3 separate regions of the Mus musculus genome follow, and all the other regions are linked to region 3. Evidence: chromatin loops called from intact Hi-C (ENCODE). Cell type or tissue: heart. All regions are shown on one strand.

What was found. Hi-C counts contacts between places; a loop is a spot of excess contacts. Peaks named below come from ENCODE experiments on the same cell type or tissue, not always from the same donor. Only the 100,000 strongest peaks of a DNase experiment are listed, where the experiment ranks them.
Region 1: it touches region 3 in a loop (8-fold over the local background); 14 of 42 quality-filtered maps call a loop at or near these places.
Region 2: it touches region 3 in a loop (5-fold over the local background); 5 of 42 quality-filtered maps call a loop at or near these places.

The regions. Positions count from the first base shown.
Region 1 is chr7:34,489,473-34,497,472 of GRCm38, forward strand. No RefSeq gene overlaps it. Among named protein-coding and RNA genes, the nearest start is that of Gm35297, 53 kb to the right of the region's middle. In heart, a CTCF peak has its summit at 4,590 (motif pointing right); no DNase peak of the experiment used is centred here.
Region 2 is chr7:34,434,528-34,442,527 of GRCm38, forward strand. No RefSeq gene overlaps it. Among named protein-coding and RNA genes, the nearest start is that of Lsm14a, 49 kb to the left of the region's middle. In heart, a CTCF peak has its summit at 4,575 (motif pointing right); no DNase peak of the experiment used is centred here; H3K27me3 peaks cover 444 bases.
Region 3 is chr7:34,651,491-34,659,490 of GRCm38, forward strand. Kctd15 (potassium channel tetramerisation domain containing 15) reads right to left here and starts at 2,908. Exons shown (of 7, transcript NM_001360820.1): 1 at 2,757-2,908; 2 at 1,094-1,192. In heart, a CTCF peak has its summit at 4,278 (motif pointing left); DNase peaks (open chromatin) are centred at 1,701, 3,141, 3,291, 4,101 and 2 weaker places; H3K4me3 peaks cover 3,920 bases; H3K27ac peaks cover 3,281 bases.

The sequences.
Region 1 (8,000 bases), 160 kb before region 3:
AGATGAGCCCAGCTTGTTTCAAATGGACAAAATCTGACCAATGATCTCTCATCACAACTCTACATTGGTGTTAGTGCCCACACATTGTCCTCCAATGGTCTTCATTCTATCTGTTTAAAATATGTTGCTAATGAATGTAGATTAGAAACAGGGCTGGAGAGGTGGCTCAGTGGTTAGGGACACTTGCTCCCCCCCCCTCCCCTTTGTGGAGAATGTGAGTCTGGTTCCATGCACTACACGGCACCTCACACCTGTCTGTAACTCCAGTCGCAGGTCATTTGATTCCCTATGGTACCAGGTACTCATGTGGTACTCTCAGAATCATGCAGATAAAACACTCACAGATATAATAAATTACTAAATAGGTAATAAATAAAGAAATCTTTTTTTAAAATACAGACAAAGGCAGGCTTCTTCTTTGGAAATTTGAAGTTGAAAATGTGTCTCCTCACACACCCCATTTTTCTTTTCTTCTACTGTAGCCCAGGCTGGCCTTGAATTTGTATAGCCCCTACCTCAGCCTCCCAAGTACAGGGATTACAGGTGTGAGCCACCACAGCAAGCTCATATTTTCTGAGATTGATTTTTATTATTTTTAATTATGTGTGTATATATTTGTATGTGCACACAGCTGCAGGTGTCTCTGGCATGCAGAGCCATCAAATCCCCTTGAGCTGGAGACAGAGGCGACGGTGAACTGCCTGATGTACTTGGAGCTGAACCTGGGTCTTCAGCAAGGACAGTACACACTGAGTCATCTCTCCAAGACCCGGTATTTATTTTTCATCTGTGTTTTCTTTTCCTTATGATTCTTCATGATTCTGAGTGTGTCAGCATACACAGAGCAGTGGGGCCTGCGGTCGTTCTGACTCCTGGAGCATCTATATTTCTGGGATACACATGCCAGACCGTTAGCGACTAAGGACTGACTTCACTGTCCACAGGTGTGGGCACTGGAGGTTTGGCACTATGCGACTGTTTCAGAGTCATGGAGTGCCAGTATGTGCTGCAGGTTTCTTTTTGTGCGTTACTGGGACTCCCGCTTTATCAGGCCCACTGAGCTTCCCGGAAAGGAGCCAGGGCATGTTGGTGCACATCTGCAATCCCGGAACGTTGGAAGATGAAACAGGAAGATTGTGAGCCTGAGTCCAGCCTGGCTTGCATAGGGAGTTCCAGGCCAAAATGGCCAAAATGGACTTTTAGCATTTGTGTGTGTGTGTGTGCTTGCACATGTGTGTATGTATCTGTATGTGTGTGTGTGTGTGTGTGTATTGTTTTAAAAACTAAATCCTAAATGTTTGATTTTACCAACGATGATTCAGGAGCCAGATGCTGGGGTGGAAACCTGTGCGCTCAGAGAGGCAGGGAAAGCACCCAGCTGACCTTCCTACTCCACTGATGTCCCGGAAGGACAAAGTTCTTTCTCCGTCTCCATACCATCTTAAACCTCCTTTCTTCAAAGTCCCTCCTTTCTTTTTACTCTGTTCACTCCCTGTCAGCTACTTGCTCGCTTTGCCCTAGAACTAGGATTGACTTTATTTAGCTTTTAAAATTAAAGGGGTGTGCTAGGACTGAGTCACAACCACAAGATTTTTTTCAGTTCACAATCTTGGGGTTCACAATGTGATCAAATATCCTGCGGCGTATGTGTGTCCATATATGTATGTGCCTGTGCATGTACATGTGTATATGTGTGTGTCTGTATGTCTCTCTCTGTGTGTATGTGTATGCCTCTTTATTGTATCTGTGTGTGAGTGTCTGTTTCTTTATTGCCTCTGTGTGTGTGTGTGTCTGTATGTGTTATGTGTCTGTGTGTGTGTCTGTATATGTGTCTTTATTTTCTCTGTGTGTGTCTTTACTGTCTGTGTGTGTCTATATTGCCTGTGTGTGTGTGTCTTTACTGTCTGTGTGTGTGTGTGTGTGTCTGGATGAGGGGGTGTTCTGTGTGAGGAAGCCAGAAGAGGGAGTCAGATCTCCTGGAGCTGGAGCTGCAGGTGGTCCTGAGCTGCCTGACACAGGATACTGGGAACTGAACTCCACTCTTCCTTCTGGAAAAGCAGCAAGGGCTTTTAGCCACTGAGCCCTCTCCAGCCCTGTTTGAGATAAGGTCTTAGTATGATAGCCTTTGCAAGCCTGGAACTCTCTATATAGACTGGACTTATCCTGAACTCAGAGACCTGCACGTCTGTACCTCCCCTTAGTGCTGGGATTAACACCCTGTCCAATACTTCTTTCCAAAATGAAAAAGTTAGTAATATTGTAAGTCGATGGAGTTGATTCGTTTTTAACTTACAGTAGGGTTTTTTTTTTTTATTCTAAAACTGAATATTTAACAGTTTATTGGGTGAGCCTAAAGGCTTGAAATTACACGTCTATGAGTTTGGGCCTTGCATTTTTGACACCTTGGGTTCTATTCTTTGCTATTTTTTTAACTTACTGCAGCAGATCAGGGGGCTCTAAAGCCATCTGTTAACCTTTCTTTCTCCTTTAAAAAAAAATCACGTTGAGTAGCTCAAGGCGAGAAGACCCAGAGCCAGCGTGACTGAAGCAAAGCTGGGGAGACGCGAAGGCACAGATCGTTGGCTCTGACATTTCAAGACTTGAGCCTATTAATTTTTTATGTTGCGCTACTTGTATATCGTTAATAAAAATCTGACGAAAAACTTTTTAGGATGTATTTGTTGCTGTGGCTTTGATCTTAATGTTTGCAAACTAATACATTAATACATGGGAAGCCTTAAGGATGCCTTCTAAGAGAATATTTCCATACATTATGTTTGCATTTCCATTTTAGGTAGCTGGGCCTCTGTGGGGTTGTCGATGGTGGTAGCGTTAGATTTGGGTGGAAATGTGTCTTTTAGAGAGAAACAGCAGCTAACAGGAAACAAAGGTAATGGCATTTGGTTGAACTAATTAGTTAACTAATCCAGATAGAGTTTATTTTTTGTTTCGTCTTGTTTTTTTGAGACAGTCTCATGAGATAGCCCAGGCTGGCCCTGAACTCACCAAATGCTAGAATCACAGATGTGCCCCACCCCCAAATGTTCTTTCCAGGGGTAGGCAACTTCTGTTGTGCTAAATATTATTCCCCCCCCCCCGCCCTCCACTTAGGCCATATGGTTCTCAAATAAAAGCTACAAAAGCCTTTATATTTATGATAAGTCTCAAAGCACTAGAGCTGGGCAGATACCAACTCCCTATGCTATTTTGTCTACTTCCCTGTCAATAACACGGAGCTACCACTTGCCATGTTTCTCCTGGGCCACTCCTATTCTAACAGGCCAGCCCCCCTGGCTGTGTGCTCACCATCCACCTATTCATGATGTCTTCTTCCCTCTTTCTCTCCTCTCATGGTCCCTGCCTGAGACCCCCAAGCCCAGGAACCTCTGTTCTGCCCAGCCCAGGCTGTAGGCATCTTTGTTAACCAGTCAGGGATAGCTTGGGGGCAAGGTTTATACAACAAAGGCTGATATATGTGAGGATCTGCTCATCTGGGAGCAACCGATTCGTGGGGTACAGAATTTAGCATTTGAATATAAGCAGCACCAGACCAAACCACAAACTCTCCCATTAGAATTTTTATCTGCATTCACTTCTATAAGAGCTCTCATTTCTGACATGAGTTTTCATTCCCAAGTCCTTTATTTTTAAAAGGGGTGGGTATTTGTATTCATTGCTATTTGTGATAGGAAAACAAGACACACACACAACAAAATAAAACGAGGTTTGGTGTATGCTTATCAAAATGGTACTCGGGAGACAGGCACATACATGTTTTAGCATTCAGGAGGAAGAGGTAGGAAGATGGGGGAGTTGGAGGCTAGCCTGGGCTACATCATGAGCGCCTGTCTTATGGTGGTGGTGGTGGGGGGGAGCCACTTGTGTTAACCTCCAGAGGTGAATTCAATTCCTCTTTGAAAGGCACATCTTTGATCCCTGTTAACTGCCCATTTCCTTGCTGTGGCATCTGTGCCTGAGTGGTAAGAAACTCCCATGCCAGGCCAGCAAGTGCGTGCCACTTTGTTACTTATATATTATATATGTGCCCTCAAACGCAGGAGGATGTTGTTGGGGCAAGATAAAGTAAGACTTCTAAACAGCGTGTGCGATTTGAGGGTCTGAGGAATAATTTGGCGATATTTGAAGATCTACTTCACAAAAGTAAAAATGCAAGCGGCATGATGACTTATTAAAAATGATCACTAACCCAATTTCGAACACTTTGGAGTGCCGGGTGGGCAAGCCGGCTCTTGTCAGGGCCCTTTCATTTGTCTGTGACTCAAAAGCCACCGTGAAATGCTTTGAATATTTATGATTTTGATCGAGGATCAGACTACCTCCAATAATCTTCAGGTTTTTTTTTTTTTTAACCCGGGTGTAAAGTGTTTGAAATGTCTATCATCCTCTGATGTATGAGTGGTTAATTATTTGGATGAATATGAAGTACCCCTTTCTTTGAAGGAAAGGGTGTGGGAAATTCTACTTCCACAAAAGTAAAATTAATTCTCTGTAGTGACCGTGAGGTCGGGGAACTCACTGGTCAGAGATTATTTTGGGGAGTAATTTCTTTTACTGTTTCAAAATGGATGGCGTCATCTTAAGTCGTTATTTTTTTAGATCCACTAGAGGGAGTCGTGTGGTATAGATGTGGATTGTTTTTTTTTAATAAAAGAGATGTGTTTATCACTGAGTTAGTAAATGCATTCGAAGCAATGGTCTTGTCCAAATTCAGCCACTGCGATTCGGGAGTCTAGCTCCTTACTCACAGACCCTGCCCGGATTGAGGGAAGCGCTTTTAACACCCCTGAGTTTGCTTGACTTCTTTCTCTCCTTCTAACAGTCTTTCTTAATTTTCTAATTCTGCCCACCATCCGAAGGCAATTTTGATATGCAAATAAGTCTTAACATTCAGAAACGGAATCTTTTGAAAGTCTGATTAGTTTTTTCTTCTCCCTTCCACCTCTTCTTCTTCTTCTTCTTCCTCTTCTTCCTCCTCCTCCTCCTCCTCCTCCTCCTCTTCTTCTTCTTCTTCTTCTTCTTCTTCCTTCTTCTTCTTCTTCTTCTTCTTCTTCTTCTTCTTCTTCTTCTTCTTCTTCTTCTTCTTCTTCTTCTTCTTCTTCTTCCTTCTTCTTCTTCTTCTTCTTCTTCTTCTTCTTCTTCTTCTTCTTCTTCTTCTTCTTCCTTCTTCTTCTTCTTCTTCTTCTTCTTCTTCTTCTTCTTCTTCTTCTTCTTCTTCTTCTTCTTCTTCTTCTTCTTCTTCTTCCTTCTTCTTCTTCTTCTTCTTCTTCTTCTTCTTCTTCTTCTTCTTCCTTCTTCTTCTTCTTCTTCTTCTTCTTCTTCTTCTTCTTCTTCTTCTTCTTCTTCTTCTTCTTCTTCTTCTTCTTCTTCTTCTTCTTCTTCTTCTTCTTCTTCTTCTTTGGTGCAGTAGCCCCGCGTTAGGGAACAGAGCGGCAGAACTCTGCTTCTCCCTCCCGGAGACTCCCGCCCTGGGACCTCCCGCTGGTCTCCTTGTTAAGATGCCTCGGACACTGCTGGAAAAGGAGGAGGGGCTGGGGTTTGATGTCCCGTTCTACAAGAATAACACAAAGCTGCAAATTGAAACCGGTTTAATTTTCCAAAGCTTAAAGATTTTAAAGTAATTTAGACAAGTGTTTAATTTTTTTAAACGCCGAAAGCTTACAGCGAAGAAGCAAGACAACTTAGCCCCGCGGCGTTCCTCCGAGCTGATGCTTTGCAAAATGAAATCCTAATCGAGGTAAAATTTACATCCGGTGAAATACACAGACTTTAAATCTCCAGGCCAATTGATTTGATGGCACGGTGTGGATGAACGACAACCACCCTACTGGGGGGTATGGGTGGCTTCTGTCACTCCAGAAGGTTCCTTCTTGCCCCTTCCTGTCATATGACAGAAAAGCAGGCCCTGTGAACGGAGACTCTGAGATGAGTTTCACAGGACAGTCAGTGGACTCTTCAGAAGGGAACTTGGTGAATACAGACTCTCTCCAGACATCAGGGTGTAAGTGGGTGGCAGGGTGGGGAGGTGGAATGCTACCTAGCTGTAGGTCTTGGGGATGGCATCAAAGGTGGCCTTGGCAACATTGCCCCCCGGGGGTGACAGTGGAGCCCCTGGCTGATGGATGTGTAGCAGTTATGAATACCAGCCTTTATCATCAGCTTCTTGGGCACAGGAGCAGAGCCACAGAGGCCTGTCACCTTGTGTCCAACAGTGTGGGGCTTGCCAAGCCTCTTCCCCAGTAGCTGCACAGGGACAACGGAAAGCTTTGCCAAGATAATGGCCCCCTGGATAGCAGTGGCTACCTCCTTTGAACACCTAACACCAAGACCAACGTGAGCATTGTTGTCCACAGTAGCGATGAAACCTTGAACCTGGTCCGCTGGCCAGCCAGTCTGCTACTGCACTGGCATCTTTAGAACCTCATCCTTTAGGGCTACGCCCAGGGAAAAGTCAGTAATCTAGGATGCCTCAGTGGGCAGGAGAACAGGCGGATCTCCTCCAGGGACTTGATCTTCACGTCCTTGTCCAAGTGGTCCAGCATGGTGATGGGGATCCACTCCTTAGCTTCAGCTTTCCTTTCTTGAGTGGCGAGGCCTCAACCGTGGTGGCCACAGATCACTGCTCTATCCTTTGAATCCTTCGTGAAAGCTGCTGCTACCTCCTGAGCCCAGCATGGGGGTCCTCTGGGCCCTCCTGCTACTGGGCATCAGCCGCTGTTGCTGTTTAACGGAAGAAGGCATGGTGATGGTTTAAATGATCTCTAATCAGAGTGACTGCTCTCTCTCTCTCTCTCTCTCTCTCTCTCTCTCTCTCTCTCTCTCTCTCTCTCTCTTTCTCTCTCTCTCTCTCTCTCTCCTCCCCCCTCCCTCCATCTATCTATCTATGCAACCCATATTGTCTTGAACTCAAACTCTTTCCCACCACTAGGTCAAGCTGAAAGATGTTTTCCCCATTACTATTCCAAAATACATGAAATAATTCAGTCAAACATGGTCACACTTCAGATCCACTAGCTAGAGCCATGAAATACAATTGGCTAGTGTGCTGTGGGGTAAGAACCCACCATTGTCCCTTGAATGTTTGAAAATCTGAAAACTGCCTCTATTTTGTGCTATGGTTTGAATATGTTTTGTCCTCCACGAAAATTCACACTGTGGCTTAATTCCTCAGTGTGGCAGAGGTGGGGCTCCATGGAAGAAATCTGGATTGTGGCATAAATGTCTTATTTGTCACTGGCCTGGATTAGCTACCCAGAGGCTGTCATACAGCACATTCTCCCTTGTCATGTGAGTGGCCTCTTCAAGCATGCCTTCTCCTCTGTGCTTTGAGCCTTGAGTTGAAACACTCTGAGGTCCCCATCAGAAGATTTTTAAAAATCTCCTGTTCTATCATTTTTGTCCTCCTGAGTTATAAGCTAACTAAACATTTTTTTTTCTTTATAAATTACCATTAGGTGTTCTACTACAGTGAAAGAAAGTGGACCAAGGCATCCTGTCTCACACTTGATTGATACTTTGGCTGGGTATAAAATAAGTTTCTAAGTTTCCCTCAGAAATCTCTAGGTCATGCTCCATTTTCCCATAGCTTAATATATAGGAAACTTAAATCTGATTTTTTTTCCTTTCTATTTTTGTTTTTCTTTCAGGAGTCTTTCCCAGCTAATATGAAAAGTTCATGATGGTATATTTAGGTTTGATCTTTTATCAGGTTGTTTTACCTTGAAAACAGACATTAAACCCATCTGCCACAATCAAGTTTGACAGCCAGCTTTGGCTTTTTGCATTTGGAATTGAGGAGGCTATGGTAAGGCTGAGTATTCCAATGTATTCTCTCATCTCCAGCCTTAGTAGTTAGTGATTCATTCACTAGTGCAAGCTTCACGGCTCTGAGTCTAGGGACTTTCAAGTTGGTTTTCTACTCTCAGCTGTGATGAAGACAAGCATAGGGAACAATTTAGCTGCCTAGAACTCCACTTGTCTTG
Region 2 (8,000 bases), 220 kb before region 3:
CACAGTGAACTTTGGTGGAGTGGCACCTTGCTCCTTGGTTTGCCACTGGGATCTTAGGAGAAGGGGTAGACATTGCTTAACTCTCCCCCTGGGAAAGAATCCTAGCAACAGATGACCCTAAGTCAGCCACTAGAATAACTCATATACACACAGACACACACAGACACAGACACAAACACACATACACACACAAACATGTGCATATACACACACATAAACACACACATACATAAACACACACATACACACACACACACACACACACACACACACACACACACACACACACACCTCCCTTATTTTTTATGGCTAATCAGTCCACAGAAAGATGGAATAGATCTGTAGAGCACACTGCTATGGCTTGATCTTATGTGTCCCCAGAGACCAGTGTGTTTAAAGGCTCCGGGTCCCCAGGGTGGTGCTACTAGACATAGCAGAACTTTCTTTTTAGAAAAAAGGAGTTTCTTTTTTTGTTTTTGTTTTTGTTTTTGGTCTTTTCGAGACAAGGTTTCTCTGTGTAGCCCTGGCTGTCCTGGAACTCACTCTGTAGACCAGGCTGGCCTCGAACTCAGAAATCCACCTACCTCTGCCTCCCAAGTGCTGGGATTAAAGGCGTGTGCCACCACTGCCCAGCAAAAAGGGGTTTCATTTGCCTCAGTTTTAATGTACATCCCATCATAGCAGAGAAGGTATGGCGGTAGGGGCATGGGCTGATGGCCACATAGCAACCATGGTCAGGAACCAGGGGAAGGGAATGCTGGATCCTCAGGTGCTTTCTCCTTTTTATTCAGTCTGAAATCCCAGCCAATGAAGTGCACCACTCATATCAGGGTAGCCATCTTCAGCCTCATTTACTCTAGTCAAAGAACCCACTTCACAGACATTCCCAGAGATGTGTCTTCTATGTGACTCTTGAACTTGACAAGTTGACAGTCTAGCCATCACAAGCCAAGGTCAGTGCTCACAGACTTACAACCTTGTCTACATCCTTCTCCAAACTCTGCCTGCTGTAGGGCCAATCCTGATGGCATCTTCTGGATTCTATGTTAGAGCTAGGGCTTCTTCTCATGTCCCTGCTTACTGCTGTCATGCCCCTTACCCATGTTCCTAAAATTAGCCACAAAGCCCCCTTTAACCATTATGATCTCCGCCTGCCTGCCATTGCTGTGGCCAGCCTGCGTAGCCTCTTTCACTGGACCTTAAGAGTTACAGCTGAGCCCACAGGAAAGGCTACTGCTCTTTGCCTACACCTAATTTAACAGGTATGTATAGCTTAAGGAGATTCTTCACTCAGACAGACCCACTTGATAATCTCCCTGGGATGGCTTGTCAATTGTCAGTTAGACAGGAGCCTGGGAGAGAGCACTGGATTCCTTGAGCTGGAGTTACAAATGGTTGGAGCTGCCTGATTTGTGTGTGCTGGGAACTGAACTCATTTTCTGAGAGAGTGGCAATTGCTCTTAACTACTGAGCCATGTCTCCAGGCTCCAGACAAGATCTTTTATACCCTTCTTCTTCTTCTTTTTCTTTTTCTTTTTCTTCTTCTTCTTCTCCTTCTCCTTCTCCTTCTCCTTCTCTCTTTTTCTTTTCTTCTCACTGTATAGCCTTGACTGGCTTGGAATGTACTATGTAGACCAGGCTGGCTTTGAACTCACAGAGATCTCCTTGCCTCTGCCTCCCCAGGGTGGGAATTAAAGGCATGTGCCACCACACCTGGCTTTATACTCCACCTCTAAAAATATTTCTTTTCTTTCTCCATTCCTTCCCTCTTTCCTCCCATGCCTTCCTCCCCTACTCCCCTCTTCTCCTCCCTTTTTCCTCCTTGGCTGGGGACTTGCACATACTAAGGCTGAGCTGTATCTTAGAACTACACCGCATCTCTAAAATTCCTTAAGCTGCAATGACATAAACTCAAAAGACCCCCCTCCAACACCCACAGATGCTTTTGCTGTAAAAAGGTTGGTCAATGAGTACAAGGTCACACTTAGAGTAAGTTCTGTTATTCTGTTGTGTAGTAGGACAGCAGAACTGTGATAGGTATGCACTTCAGACTAGCCACAGGCAGGTTGAACAACCTCCCCAACAACACATGATGGATGCTGGCGTGGAGGTGTATCAGTCACTTTCCTGTTGCTTTGATAAGACACCACAAGCAGGGCAATTCATAGAAGAAAGAGCTGGGCGTGGTGGTGCATGCCTTTAGTCCTAGCACTCAGGAGGCAGAGGCAGGTGGATCTCTGTGAGTTCCAGGCCAGTCAGGGCCACATAGTAAAAACAACACAACAAAATAGTAGCAATGATGATGATGATAAACTAAAATTATAACCACTTACCTTGATTTCCCGTTATTTCATTGTGCTTTGGCTCTGCATGACTTGGTGAATGCTTTCAAAGCTCTGCGAAGATGGTTGTCTACATGCTTTGCTTAGATGGGGGAACTCAGAAGGCTATGGCTTGGGTTGGGGTGCAGAGCTGGTAGAGCTACATCCTCTGCCTCTGAGGGGCTGGCAGAGCAGCAGGGAGTTGGATGGCCTTGGGAAGCCCCATCGCTCTGAGAAGGAGCAGGCGTCAGAGCTGCTTTGGCCTCTGTAGACGCTTTGGCTGTGGATCTCAACTCAAGGGCAGGGCCTGCTGGTTCACAGAGAGGGAGGCTGTGGGCACTGTAGAGGTACCAGAGAAGAAAATGGCATGAGCTGGGAAATGTGCTATAGGTGCGGGGTCAGATGAACCAGAGAGGTGTGTGAAGGCAGTGTGGGGAGCTTGATATGCCAAGATGTGGCAGGGGTGTGTAGGTCTGGTGTAGCCACTGGTGCACAGAAGGCTACCCCCTGTATTTAACTAGTTGGTTACCTTTTAGGGAAGTTTCTTTGTTTCTTTTTTAGAAATTAAAAACTTTAAATTTATTTTAGTCATTGTGGTGGATTGAATGAAAGTGGCCCCCATAGGCCCATAGGAAATGGCACCATGAGGAGGTGTGGCCTGGTTGGGGTAGGTGTGGCCTGGTTGGAGTAGGTGTGGCCTGCTTGGAGGAAGTGTGTCACTCAGGATGGGCTTTGACATCTCAAGCCGCTCAAGCCAGACCCAGTGTCTCCCTCTCTGCTTGCTGACCCAGCACCATGCCTGTCTATGTGCCACCATGCTTCCCACCATGATGACAGTGGACTAGACCTCTGAATTGTAAGCCAGCCCCAATTAAATGCTTTCTTTTATAAGATTTGCTGTAGTCATGGGGTCTTTTCATAGCAATAAAAACCCTAACTAAGACACTTACTATTTATGTGTTCCCATACACACACACACACGTGGAAATGCATGCCACACATGGAAGTCAGAAAACAACTTCCAGGAGTTGGTTCTCTCCCTCCTTTGTGGTTCCAGGGATTAAACTCAGGTCGTCATGCTTACATGACAAGATGACAAGTGCCTTTACCTGTTTTACTGGTTGAGCCATCTCTCACTGGTCTTTTTTTTTTTTTTTTTTTTTAAGATAGTATGATGGTTTGTGAATGCTTAGCCCAGGGAGTGGTACAATTAGGAGGTGTGGCCTTGTTGGAGTAGGTGTGTCACTGTGGGTGTGGGCATTCAGACCTTTATCCTAGCTACTTGAACACCAGTCTTCTCTTAGCTGCTTTTGGAACAAGATGTAGAACCCTCAGCTCCTCCAGCCTCACATCTGCCTGGATGCTGCCATGCTTCTACCTTGATGATAATGGGCTGAACCTCAGAACCTGTAAGCCAGCCCCAATTAAATAGTGTCCTTTAGAAGAGTTGCCTTGGTCTAGGTGTCTGTTAGGGTCTGGTTTGGTCAGCCTGCCAAATGCATGCACCACTGGATAAACCCCTCCTTTTAACTGAACTGTAACTCTGATGCTGAGTGGGGAGGCTATGGCAGAGAAAGCAAGCCTACTGTGGATGCCTGAAGCTAACACGGTTTTAAGATGTATTCAGTTCGTTGTCAGCCCTAAGAATCCATGCTCAGTCACAGTAGTTTGTGCTTCAGACTACGTTGTGTGAAGGCTGTGGAGATGGCTCCCTGGGGAAGTGCTTGATGTGGAGGCACAAGGACCTGAATTTGGATCCCCAGCATCTATACCAAGAGCTGAGCATCACCACACACTTTTATAATCTCAGCGCTGGAGAGGCAAAGACTGGTGAATCCCCAGAAACCCACGGCTAGCCAGCTGAGCCAAAGTGATGATCTCCAGTTCAGGGTAAGACCTTCTCTCAAAATACAAGGTGGGCGGTGGCTGAGACTATCAGATGTCAGACTCTGGCCTCCAAACAGAAGCACGCACCCACCAACATAAGCTTGCTCTATACTTATTTTTAAAAGACGGCTCCACTCATGTTGGCTGAGAAAGCGTGAAATAACATGACTTTCGTCTTTCGGGCTTTGCAGGGAAGGAGCCCCTTATCCAGGTTACTAAAATCCAGTGTGTGTGTGGGGGGGTGTGCTCCCAATTTTTTGCAAGTCAGAAATAGAAGCCCCTGATGGTAAGGATTTCGGTATCTCAAAGAGTCACTTCTCTTCTCCCTCTGCTTTGTTAAAAATACGGGACGACCTTAACACCAGAGGGCAGTGTTTTATAGTACTTACCAAAATGTCCTTAGACCTTGTCATCTGATGCATTAATGCATGGTTTATGCATGTTTGCAGTTTCCCCTTGTGCTGTTAAATAATACACCTGACCGGGGACCAGTGAACCTAGAATTTCATAAGTGGCAGGCATAACAAAACCACCCCACAAAAAAACAACAATGAAACACATGCCCCTCTCCCATTCCTCCCAGGCCAACTATTCATTTTATGAAGCTAAACCTCCCTGAATTAATTTTCACAGTAAGTTGTGCTGTTTGGGTGTTGGCTGGTTGTTAGCGATGGGGGCATTTTATAATACATAACTTTCCCTAGACCCAAGGAAGCCCTGTCCAGCTAGGTATTTTAAAATCAAGCTTTGTTTATTTATTGTTTTTATGTGCATAGGTGTATGTCTGTACATCCTGTGTGTGCAGTGCCCATGGAGGGCATCAGATGCCCTGGAACTGGAATTACAGGTGGTTTATGCCAGCCCACTTGACTTAGCTTTAGGGCTGGTCAGAAATGGTGAGTTTTGTTTCTGAAAAGTACCCTGGCCTTAACAAGAAGAGGATTTGCTGCTGCTGCTGCTGCTATTGTTGTTGTTGCTGCTGCTGTTGCTGTGTGTGTGGTGGTTTGAATATATTTGGTCCAGGGAGTGGCACTATTAGGAGGTGTGGCCTTGTTGGAGTCAGTTTTCTGTTTGCCTTTGGAACAAGATGTAGAATTCTCAGCTCTTTCTCCAGTGCCATGCCTGCCTGGACACTGCCATGCTTCCTGCCAAAGATAATGGACTGAACCTCTGAACCTGTAAGCCAGGCGAAATTAAATGTTGTCTTTATAAGAGTTGCCTTGTTGGGGTTGGAGATTTAGCTCAGTGGTAGAGGCCCTGGGTTCAGTCCTCAGCTTTGGGAAAAAAAAAAAAAAAAAAAAAAAAAAAAAAAAAGAGAGTTGCCTTGGTCATGGTGTCTCTTTGCAGCAAATGGAAACCCTAACTAAGACATTGACCTACGCTGGGCAGTAGTGGCGCATGCCTTTAATCCCAGCACTTGGGAAGTAGAGGCAGGCGGATTTCTGAGTTCAAGTCCAGCCTGGTCTACAGTGTGAGTTCCAGGACAGCCAGGGCTACACAGAGACCCTGTCTCCCCCCCCCCCCAAAGACATTGACCTATGCTTCCTGCATCTCATTACCGTTCTGTAAGTGGTGATTCCATCTTTTAAGTTGCTTGGATCATAAATGTCAGAGCTGTTGATGACTCTTCTCTTTTCCTCACATAGAACCAATAGCAAACTTTGATTTTTTTTTTTTTCATCCAAATCCAGAGTCTGAGCAGGTACGGCACCTTTGTGTTTCCATCCCTGTGGAGCTATTTGCTCCACAGTGGAACAGTCCCTTCTGAGGGGAGGAAGGCGGCTCATAAGACTGCAGAAATCAGGCTGGAGAGATAGCTTGGGGGTGGGGGAGGCCACCTCAAGACTGACCTGAGATGGAGCCCAATACCGTAGTGAGAATAATTTCTTTAGAATGTAAACCAAATTAGATCACATTATTCTCCAAGCCTAAGCCCTGTGGGAAGCCAGCTGCCATGCCATAAAGATACTCACATAGCCAGGGGTGAGAGACAGGACAGTCTTGGTTTATGCAGTTTGTTTAGCCACAGATCACTGATCCACACAGCTTGTCTAAGGTTAACTATGGAAAATGTAAACTTGAGTTTGTCAGACTTCAGAGCCTGAGTTCCTGAACATTGAGCCTCACTGCCTTGGAATTAGCCCCACTATCTGTCCTGATCATCCTGAGCCCATTGAAAACTGCACCTGAGTCCTGCAGTTTGCTTTGGTCTGTCTGTGATACTGAGAGTAGAGCTAAGAAATCACCCCACGATTTCTACACACATTTATAGTTTTTTTCTTGCATTATACTATTGTACAAAAACAAGTCCAGCTTTATCTCTCATTTGTTGTATTGATTGATTGATTGGTAAATAATTTTTTAAGGTTTATTTTTATTTTTATTTTATTTGTGTGCGTGTCTTTCCTGAATGTATGTAAATGTACTCTGTGTGTGTGTGTGTGTGTGTGTGTGTGTGTGTGTGTGTGTGATTCCTGCAGAGGCCACACATCTCCTAGAATTGAAGTTACAGATGTTTGTAAATTGCCCAACCAGCATTTGTGAAATGCATGTTTGATCTAAGAAGCGTTCAAGACTTTCTTTAAGGCTTAGAGAGCTTTTTAAAAAGGGCCAGGTAGGTTTTAGGCTATGTTGGTATACATAGCCTTTGTGTTTGTGTGTACAGTGTGTGTGTGTGTGTACATTTGTGTATGTGTGAATGTAAGGGGACATATGTGTGTGGCTTGTGTGTGGAGGGAAGAGGAGAGCCACAGGTGTTGGTTCTTGCATTCCACTTTGTTTGAGACAGAGTCCCCTGCTGTTCCTTACCATATACACCAGGCTTGATGGCCAGCCAGCTCCTGGGAATTTTCCTTTCTAAGCTTCCCATCCCTATAGGAGTGCTAGGTTACAGATGTGCACACTATGCATCCAGATTTTGGGTTACAGATGTGCACACTACACTAGCACTCTGTACACTCCCCCTAACACCTAGTACTGTGTATAGTTAAAAAAAAAAGACTTACTTAGTTATTAAATGAGTATGGGTGTTTTATCTGCATACTAGAAAAGGATACAGGATCCCATAGAACTAACAGTTACAACCAGTTGTGAGCTGTCATGTGGATGCTGGGAATTGAACTGAGCACCTCTGGAAGAGGTGTCAATGCTCTTAAATGCTGATCCACCTCTCTAGCCTGTGTCCAGCTCTTTATGTGGGGTGTGGGGATTTGAACTCAGGCCCTTCACATGTGCAGCAAATGCCATTATACATTGAGCCATCTCCTTAGTGATTCCCTCTACCTTGAGACAAAGTCTCACTATGTAGCCCTGGCTGTCCTATTATTCACTATGTAGACTAGGCTAGCCTTGAATTCAGAGTTCCATCTGACTTTGCCTCCTGAGTGCTGGGGTTAAAGGTATACACCACCATGTCTGGCCCTATTTCTTTAAAACAAGGTCTCACTAGACAGCCTAGACTGTGCTCAAACTTGTCATCACAAAGTTCAGGCTGGCCTTGAACTCATGATCTTCCTGCTTTATCTTTATTACATTGATGGTGGGCCAGCTTTGACCCCCATCCCTTTTGGAAGTGCTGGAGACTGAATAAGGGGCCTCTTATTTCTTGTAAAGCTTGTTAAATTGGTCATTTAAAAATGCTGAGTTTAACCAGGTGTGGTGGCACAAGCCTTCAATCCCAGCACTAGGGAGGCAGAGGCAGGTGGATCTCTGTGAGTTCAAGGCCAACTTTCACATAGTGAATTATAGTGAAGCCAGAGCTATAGAGAGAGATGTCTTCAACAGGAAAAGAGA
Region 3 (8,000 bases):
TCTTTGTTTGCCTACTCTGCACCTCCCTGCTTCTCCAATAGACCCCCAGAATGGTGCTGCCTGGGCCTAATGTATTCCAGACCCCCTCAGGATCACAGGCCCTTGAGGCATTGAGAGCTGGCCAGACAGCAATCAGCAAATGGGCTTTCTCCCCTCCTCCCCAGAGCTACTCAGGGACTTTCCTATGTGCCACAGACACCTGAAATAAAATTGTGCCTCAGTCCCCAGAAGCTACCCTGGGGGCTTTTCAGGGGGCCCCTGAAGAAGGGGTGGGGAAGGGCGGGTTTCTAGCTACCCCTTTCACTGGCTCCGGGTTGTCTCCAAGGGCAATAGAGGAACACACACACACACACACACACACACAGACACACACGCACATGCACACACTGACACACAGACACACACACTGACACACACATACACACAGACACACACATACACACAGACATACACACACAGAGAGACATGGAAAGGGGAGGAGGGAAGTCTACAAACATAACCTGGACTTCTCTGACACAGATTTAACCCTTATGTGTCAAAACTACATGCTATCCTGGGTACCCACATGGTGCTTTTTCTGTTAAACTTCTAGATCTCTGTCTTAACATTCAGCATGCAATGATAAAACATGGTCTGAGGTACATAGACTGAACCGATTCAATGGAAGGTAAGTGTCTCCCCTCCTATGATTTGCTTCACCTCTCCGCTGCCCTGGGAAGTTCTCTGACCTGAGACTGTTTGGGGGTGAGGGAGGGTGTTCTATCCTCCTGGAAGAGTTGGGTGGCTGTTCAGTCCCCTGCTTTGGACATCCCAGGTCATTTACCTCAAGGAAGTTTTTGAAAAACCAAAGCGGACCCAAGGGATGGGTTATCCAGTCCTGGGAGGGGGGGTGGGGGTGGGGGAGAGGATGCCATAAAGGAACACCCACTGAAGGTCAACAGAGATAGAATTCCCACCCAAATTCTACCAAAGCACCACATTTTTCCACTACCAGGACCCAACTCAGATGTGACAAGTAGCATCAAGCGCCCATCTACCAAGCTGCCCCAGCCTGCCCTCAGCCTGTTTCTCACAACACAAACCAGAAACTCACCATTGGAAGCCCCAGGCCTTAAGCCTTGACCCGAATCTCCACTGCTCCCTCTGCCAAACGCATCTGTGGTGGACCACGACCCTTCTTCCCAGAACACTGCTGAGATCACAAACATAGACGTGCAATTGATAAGAGACACAAGTTCCCTGCACCAAACACCAGGACCCAGACGCGGCTGAGGCTTGGCCAAGCCGCCTGTTGCAGGGACCTCAGCGGGTTTGCAAACTGGCCCAGCATTGACCCGCTTCTCCAAGCTGTGGTGGGAGACCCCGGTCCCGCGCCCACCCGCAGCCGAGCCCCGCCCGCCCGAGCAGAGGGAAGTGAGCAGAATGCCACGCTCATTTACACACAAAATGATTTTGTGTCCCATTGTGCTCGCAGTTGTTCAGCTCTCTGGGGGTGATTAAACTGGCTGAGCTGCGGCAGCTTGAGACGATTTCACTAAATCGCTTCTTCGTGAAGTCGCTTCTTTTGCTAAGCTGTTATCTTAACCATAAAAGGTAAACAGAAGGCGCCTCTCCAGTTCCCTTCAGCTCTTACGCCCAGGGCGCTTGCCCGAGGCAGCAGTGCCAGGGGCCTGCAGGACTGTCCAGGGGTGGAACGGGAGGGACGCAGCGGGCCACCTGGTGCGCGCCAGCGGGGCCGCAAAGCCAGCCGGCCGGTGTGAACTTCGGGGCTACAGGATCCGCTGGGCCGAACCTCCGGCCCCGCGGGCGGGGTGGCCAAGGTACCCGAAGGGCCCAGCGAAGAAGGGGTGGGAGTGCGGTGGGGGGCGGAGACAAAGTTAAATCAAGAGGCAGACACTTCAAGACCACAGATGGGAAGCTCGCCTAATTAAGGACGTAAAAGCGCTTTTGTTCTCAAAGTTTATTGTTGCCGGGATTTAAAAAAAATTAATTGAAACTAATGCTGTTATTCACTCGCGCAGTTAAATTCCTTCATGCACATTTGAGACACGGAGTGAAAACTTGAAGGTTTATCTTTCTACAGTCGGGGGCTTCTCGAGGGAGGGTAGAGAGGTGCTACTGTGACGCGAGAGTGGGAGAATGAGGGTGTTCGCATCCAGATGAGGGGGTGCGTGTGGGCAGTGGAAATCTAGAGACCGCGGTCCGGTCTTGGGGCGGCGCGTTCCCCGCCCCACATCCTTCCTGAGCTTGGAACCACCACCAGTGCGTCTAGCATGAGACTCGTAGGGTGGGCGTCAGAGAACGCACATCTGTCCCGTTAGAGACTTTTTTCTTTTCTATAAATTGGGCGCCAACCCGGTCCTGTGAGCCCCGAAAGCCCAGCTGCATGGAGCCGGTTTCAGACTCAGGAAAGTCATCAGCTCTGCAGGGCACTCGAGCCCATACTGGAACCAGAGTGCGGAGGACCTGGACGCATATTCCGCACAGCAGGATGATCAGAGCCCGGCCGAGTGGGGAGGGTCCACCCGCGGCTAGGACCAGCCCACGTGGGCACCCCCCCGCCCCGTGCGCGCCAGGCCTTTGTGCTGGGCGCCCCCACGCCGCCAGCCCCTGCGCTCAGCAGAGGGACAAAGCAGCCGCCCCCCCGCCCCCAGCCTAGGTCCCGGCCCGGGGCCGAGTGACTTTCTCGGAATTGCAGCCACTTTGGGAACCAGGGGTGTGCGGCACTGAGCGGTGGCCGCCCGTGCTGGGCTTACCTCGGAGCCGGAGCAGTGGATCGGGCACCGGCGCAGCCCCCGCCCCCCGCAGCCGCCGGTGTCGGGCGCCCGGCGCAGCCCCGTCGCCTAGCGCTCGATGCGCGCGGGTCGCTCCGGTCTCGTCCTGGAGTTACTTTCTCTCTCGCCCCCAACCCTCCCCCCACCCACCCCTCCCGCCCCGGCCCCCGCTCCGCGCGGCCCCTCGCGGCGCGCCGCGCCGGGGCCTCCCCTCCCCGCCCTCCCCTCGCCTCCTCCCTCTTCGCCGCGGCCGCCGCCGCCTCCTTTTCGCGCAGCTCTCCGGCTGCCCTCCCGCCGCTCCCACCTCTTCTCCTCCCTCTCTCTCCAGCGGCCTCCCCCGATGGCTGGAGGGGAGAAAATAGCCCCCCAAAACCAGCCGGTAGCCTGTGCGCCTCGCCGCGGCCCAGCCCGGATTGCAAAGGGCAGCGATCCGGTTCCAAATTACCCCGGCGCGGCGAGCGCGAGCGGGCGCGCGCGGGCGACTCCTGGCTCGGGGCTCGGCTGCGCCTCGGGGCAGAGGATTAGAGTCGCAATTAGCTCCGCGCGCCCGCGCCTGCCGCGCTCCGCGACAAAAAAAAAATGCACCGTTCCCCACCGCCACCACTTCCTTCCCACCTCGCGATCCCCACCCGTGGGTCCCGGAGCCCCGTGCCTGGGTGCCAGGGGGCTGGACCAGTACCCTTCCGGGAGCGCTGCGCCCGAGCCCCGCGCCCTCTGCGCCCCAGCCCCCCGCCGTCCGGCCACGCGGCGCCCGGGCCTCCTCCGGGCTCGAGGAGGGGGCGGGGGAGAGGCTGATTTTAATCATTGTCATTTCATCTGATGTAATATTTCCCCGGGCGCTTTCAGCTGGGCATAAATTTTCGACTCCCAAATAAGTAACACAGGGCACGTTTCTCACATTTCTCGACTCCTCGGTTACAAAGAGGAGAGAAGCAGCCGCCGCCGCGGCGCCCCGGGGCTGAGGGCGGGACTTGGTGTGGGGAGGGGAGAGAAACTGGGCTGCCAGGCGGCTTACCTCCCTCTCTCCCTCCCTCTCTCCCCGGGTCTCGGCCCCGGCTGCCCCTCTCCCGGGGAGCAGCGCCGGCCGTGACGTCTGCGGACACGCGGTGGCCACCGCGGGGGAGGGGAGCGCGGGGCACCCGGCCCGTCGCCTGCGGCCACTCGCGCCATTTCCTGGACGAGCGCGGCGCGATGGAGACGGCGGCGGCCAAAGGTCCCTGCGGCGCGGAGGCCTGCACCCAGAATGCCCCTAGCTGCTCCCCCGCTGCCCCTTCCTCCTCCTCCTCCTTCCCTTGCGCCCCGCCCGTCCCTCCTCCTCGACCATTTCTCGGCTCCTAGGAAACGGATCGCGGCCGGTGCGCTTTGCCCAGACTGCGCCCCCGCCTGGTTCCCGGGACTCCCGGGCCAAAGGCAGGCTTTCGGCTAGGAAGGCGGGTGCGCTTCGGCCGGGAGCAGCGGCGCGGGCCCCCCTTTACAGACTCCGGCCGGGCCTGGGCGCCCTCTACTGGCCAAACTCCTGGGGGTGCTCTCGAGGCCAGACGGGAACACTGGAGAAAGATAATGGGGGTGGGGGCTTGGGGAGAGGACCCAGTCTCCCCTTATTCAGGGGACCTCTAGTGCGGAGAGAGCATCCGTCCGCGCGTCTGTAACTTCACGCGGGAATAAGAAACTTTCCTCCTGAGGGAGTTATTTATTTATTTATTTATTATCTCAAACTACTGGAGAAGGGGGAAATTTTCTCATTAAAGTTACATCCCCGCAGTTAGTTCAATTACTTGATATATGCAGAAGATGTTGTAAATTTATAGATTTAAATAGCTTACAAAGATGCCGCAGGCCCCATCAGTTAATTTCCTTAATTTATGGATTTTAAGCTGCTCCTAGAACAGAAAGGGGCCCGCGAAGTAGGTCAGGGATCTGTGCTGTGGGGGCCCATGGTCGCCCACGTTTGCTTCCCAGGCTCTGAAACCACCCTGGACTAGCTCCCAGCTTTGCTTAAACAGTGCTACTCTTCTGGTGAGCATGCAGGTGAGGGAGGTCCTGTTCGGCTGGATGGTCTGCTCAGTTCTTTGCTGGCTTCCCCAGGCTTTGGACAGCTCAAGGTAGTAGAACTTAGAAACAGTAAACCCCCCCAGTGTTGAAAAAGCTGACCCTTAGAATGAGGTGAAAAGCACTTTGCAAGAATGGTGACCTCAGTAGAGCAAGCTGCTATGTGAATGCCCTCAGCTTCAGAGAGAAAACCTTTCCTAGGCTTTGAAACAGGGAGAGCCAGGAGAGTATGCTAGGCTCACTTGAGGAGTGACGCTCTGAAAACTGCTTGTCACCGCCCGACGGGCCTCAGTACCCCCTCTCTTCTTGTCACCTGCATGGCTGTGGGTGAGTCTTTGTTTTGTGTTCAATACGGGTGAATACATACATATAAATTCATACTTAAAAGATTGGAATAAACTCAACTGTTTTAGGAAGCCACATGGCAATGTGATTAGGACTGGTATTCATGATTTAACATTTCTTTTCCCTCTAGATGAAGTTTCTAAGATTCACAAGGCACATGTCAAGGACGGGTGTATAAATGGATTTTTATTTATTCACAACTCCACGACTAATTGCTTCCCCTTGCCTCAAGGCCACGAGATTGGTTTTAATATGACACTTCAAAAGTATTCATAGAACTCCAGAGATAGCAAGTGTCATTGTTTAAGAGACAAATCTCACCGTGATACTGCTGACCCTGAAAAATAGCAGGTTTCACTTTATTTTAAATTCCCACATGTTTCTTTTTTTTTTTTAAGTTCCACTTGATACCAACTATATTAAAAATGCACAATTTAATCAGAACAAGGGCTGACCATTTTGAAGGACCTTTATTTCCTTGATGCTCCCGGTCTTTGTCTCCACCGTCTATCGTCTCTCATCGAATGGCTGAGCTCTGTGTGCGTCACGAAGGGTAAGCTTCGGTCTGAGTTTTGTCTCAGGTGTTTTAAAAGTTCCTGGCTAAGGCTGGAGAGATGGCTCACTAGTTGTGGCCATATGCTCCTCCTGCAGGAATTCAGTTCTCAGCACCCACACAGCAGCTTACAACTGCCTGTAACTCCAGCTCCAGAGGACCCAACATTCTCTTCTGGCCTCCGAGGGCATCTGCACCCCCCCCCCCCGCCCCCATGCATATCCAAGAATAAAATAAAGCTTTTTTTCTTTTTTAAGTTTCTAGCTAAATGTCAACTACCTCTTACACCAAGAGAAATTGGCATAGCCCACAATAGGTGTTTAGTGGTCTGTCGTATCCAATGCAGCAGGGGTACGTTTTTAAATTGAGAATATGTAATCAGGATGGAAACAGGCCGAGACATCTTGTGGACTATATCTTTCATTACTACAGTCCAAGTGACGAAACTGGATGAATCTAGGCAGAATGTGCATCGTTTAGATTTGATTAGTGCTGAAGTTGCCACAGCCTACAAGGGGATCCAGATCTGTGCTCCATTTAGGTTTCTGCTCCAACCAGAGCAGTCCTGTTAGCTGCAGGATGCAAATCTATCTGCTAGTGAAGTGAGGAGGTTGAAGCCTGTAATCATAGCATTCGGAAGGCTGAGGGAGGCGGCTCGTGAGTTCTGGGCCAGACTGAGGCTTGAGAGCCTAACTGGAACAACAGCCCCCCAAACAGGCCCGTAGTTAGAAAGAGGGAATGAATCTTAAATAAGATGAGTTTGCCTACTTCAGCATTCTTAGGAATGCTAGGACTGGACAACAGATGAATAGACTGAGGGTCCTTTCATCCTGGTAGAAGAAGGGATAAGAGCATGGAGGGTAATTGGATAGAGATGGCTCTTCTCCAGCTTGAGACTTCCAGGGGTCGAGGGGAGGGTCAATTTAGACTTGTCTATGTTTGTATCCATCTCAAGACTAAGAGAGGTCACCTCTGTATACTACAAAGGAACCAGACTGGCCCGGAGTGCCCAGATTGAGTGTTCCTAGTACGGAGGAAGCAGAGGCAGAATTCAAGGCTAGCCTGGGCCACAGAGTGCTACCCTATCTCCAACATGCTAGAGGTGGTAAACCATGTTTGTAATCTCAGCGCTTCAGAGGCAGAGGTAGGAGGAGGAGTTCAAAGCCAGCCTCGGCTACATAGTGGATTTAAGACCTGGTCTCAAGCCGGGCAGTGGTGGCACACACCTTTAGTCCCAGAACTTGGGAGACAGAGGCAGACAGATTTCTGAGTTTGAAGCCAGTCTGGTCTACAGAGTGAGTTCCAGGACAGCCAGAGCTACACAGAGAAACCCTGTCTCAGAAAAAAAAAAAAAAAAAAAAAGACCTGGTCTCAGAAAGTAAATACCAAAACAAGAAAGCTTCACGCCTACCTAGACACCCTTAGACAAAGAAAAATTATTCCAATGACCCCTACAGCATTCCCTGTCACACCGTACTGCCCCCAAATGGGGCAATAAGCTTTGAACAACCAGACTTACCTCCTAGGTTGGGGCCCCTTTATTGGGAGTGAAATGAATATTGGGCCAAATTGGGCTCAGTTTAGGGGGAAAGGAGAATGGTTTTGTGCTCAGGGTTGGAGTCTGTAAGAGTTTGTGAGGTGTTGCCCAAAACCCCGACCAGGTAGCAAAATAGAAGCTAAACCTGTGGAGAAAGCTAAAGCCTGGCACACAGATCATGCCTGGGCTACCAGGACTCACGAGGTTGAAGCCAGCCTGGGCTGCGTAATGAGCCCTGTCTTAAGAAATGTTTAAAACTTTAGGGCTGGAGAGATGGCTCAGCAGATAAAAGCACTGGCTGCTCTTGTAGATGGCTGGACAGAGATTGACTCCTAGATTGACTCCTAAGGAAATCAGCACCTTCTAGGGGACTCTTGGATCCACTATCACTCAACACATACAGATGTGTCTTTTTATATGATTTGAGGGGAAAAATGGGAGCGGGGACAAGGTCTTATACATAGCTCTGGCTGGCCTGGAACCCTCTGTGAAGACCAAGCCCAAGCTACAGAAATCAAACTGCCTCTGCCTCCCAAGTACTGAGTTTAAAGGCATGCCCTACCATGCCTAGCCTGATATTTAATTTTAAAGAAGTTCCTCGAGCCCAAGCCGGAGATGGCTTAACCCACCTTTCACCCACACCCTCAGGGGAAAAGGCTCAGAGGTGGGGGTGGTCAGGTAGAATGTGGCTACTTCCAGGTAACCAAACCAGGCCACCAGCCTCAGGCGCTCCACCTGGGTT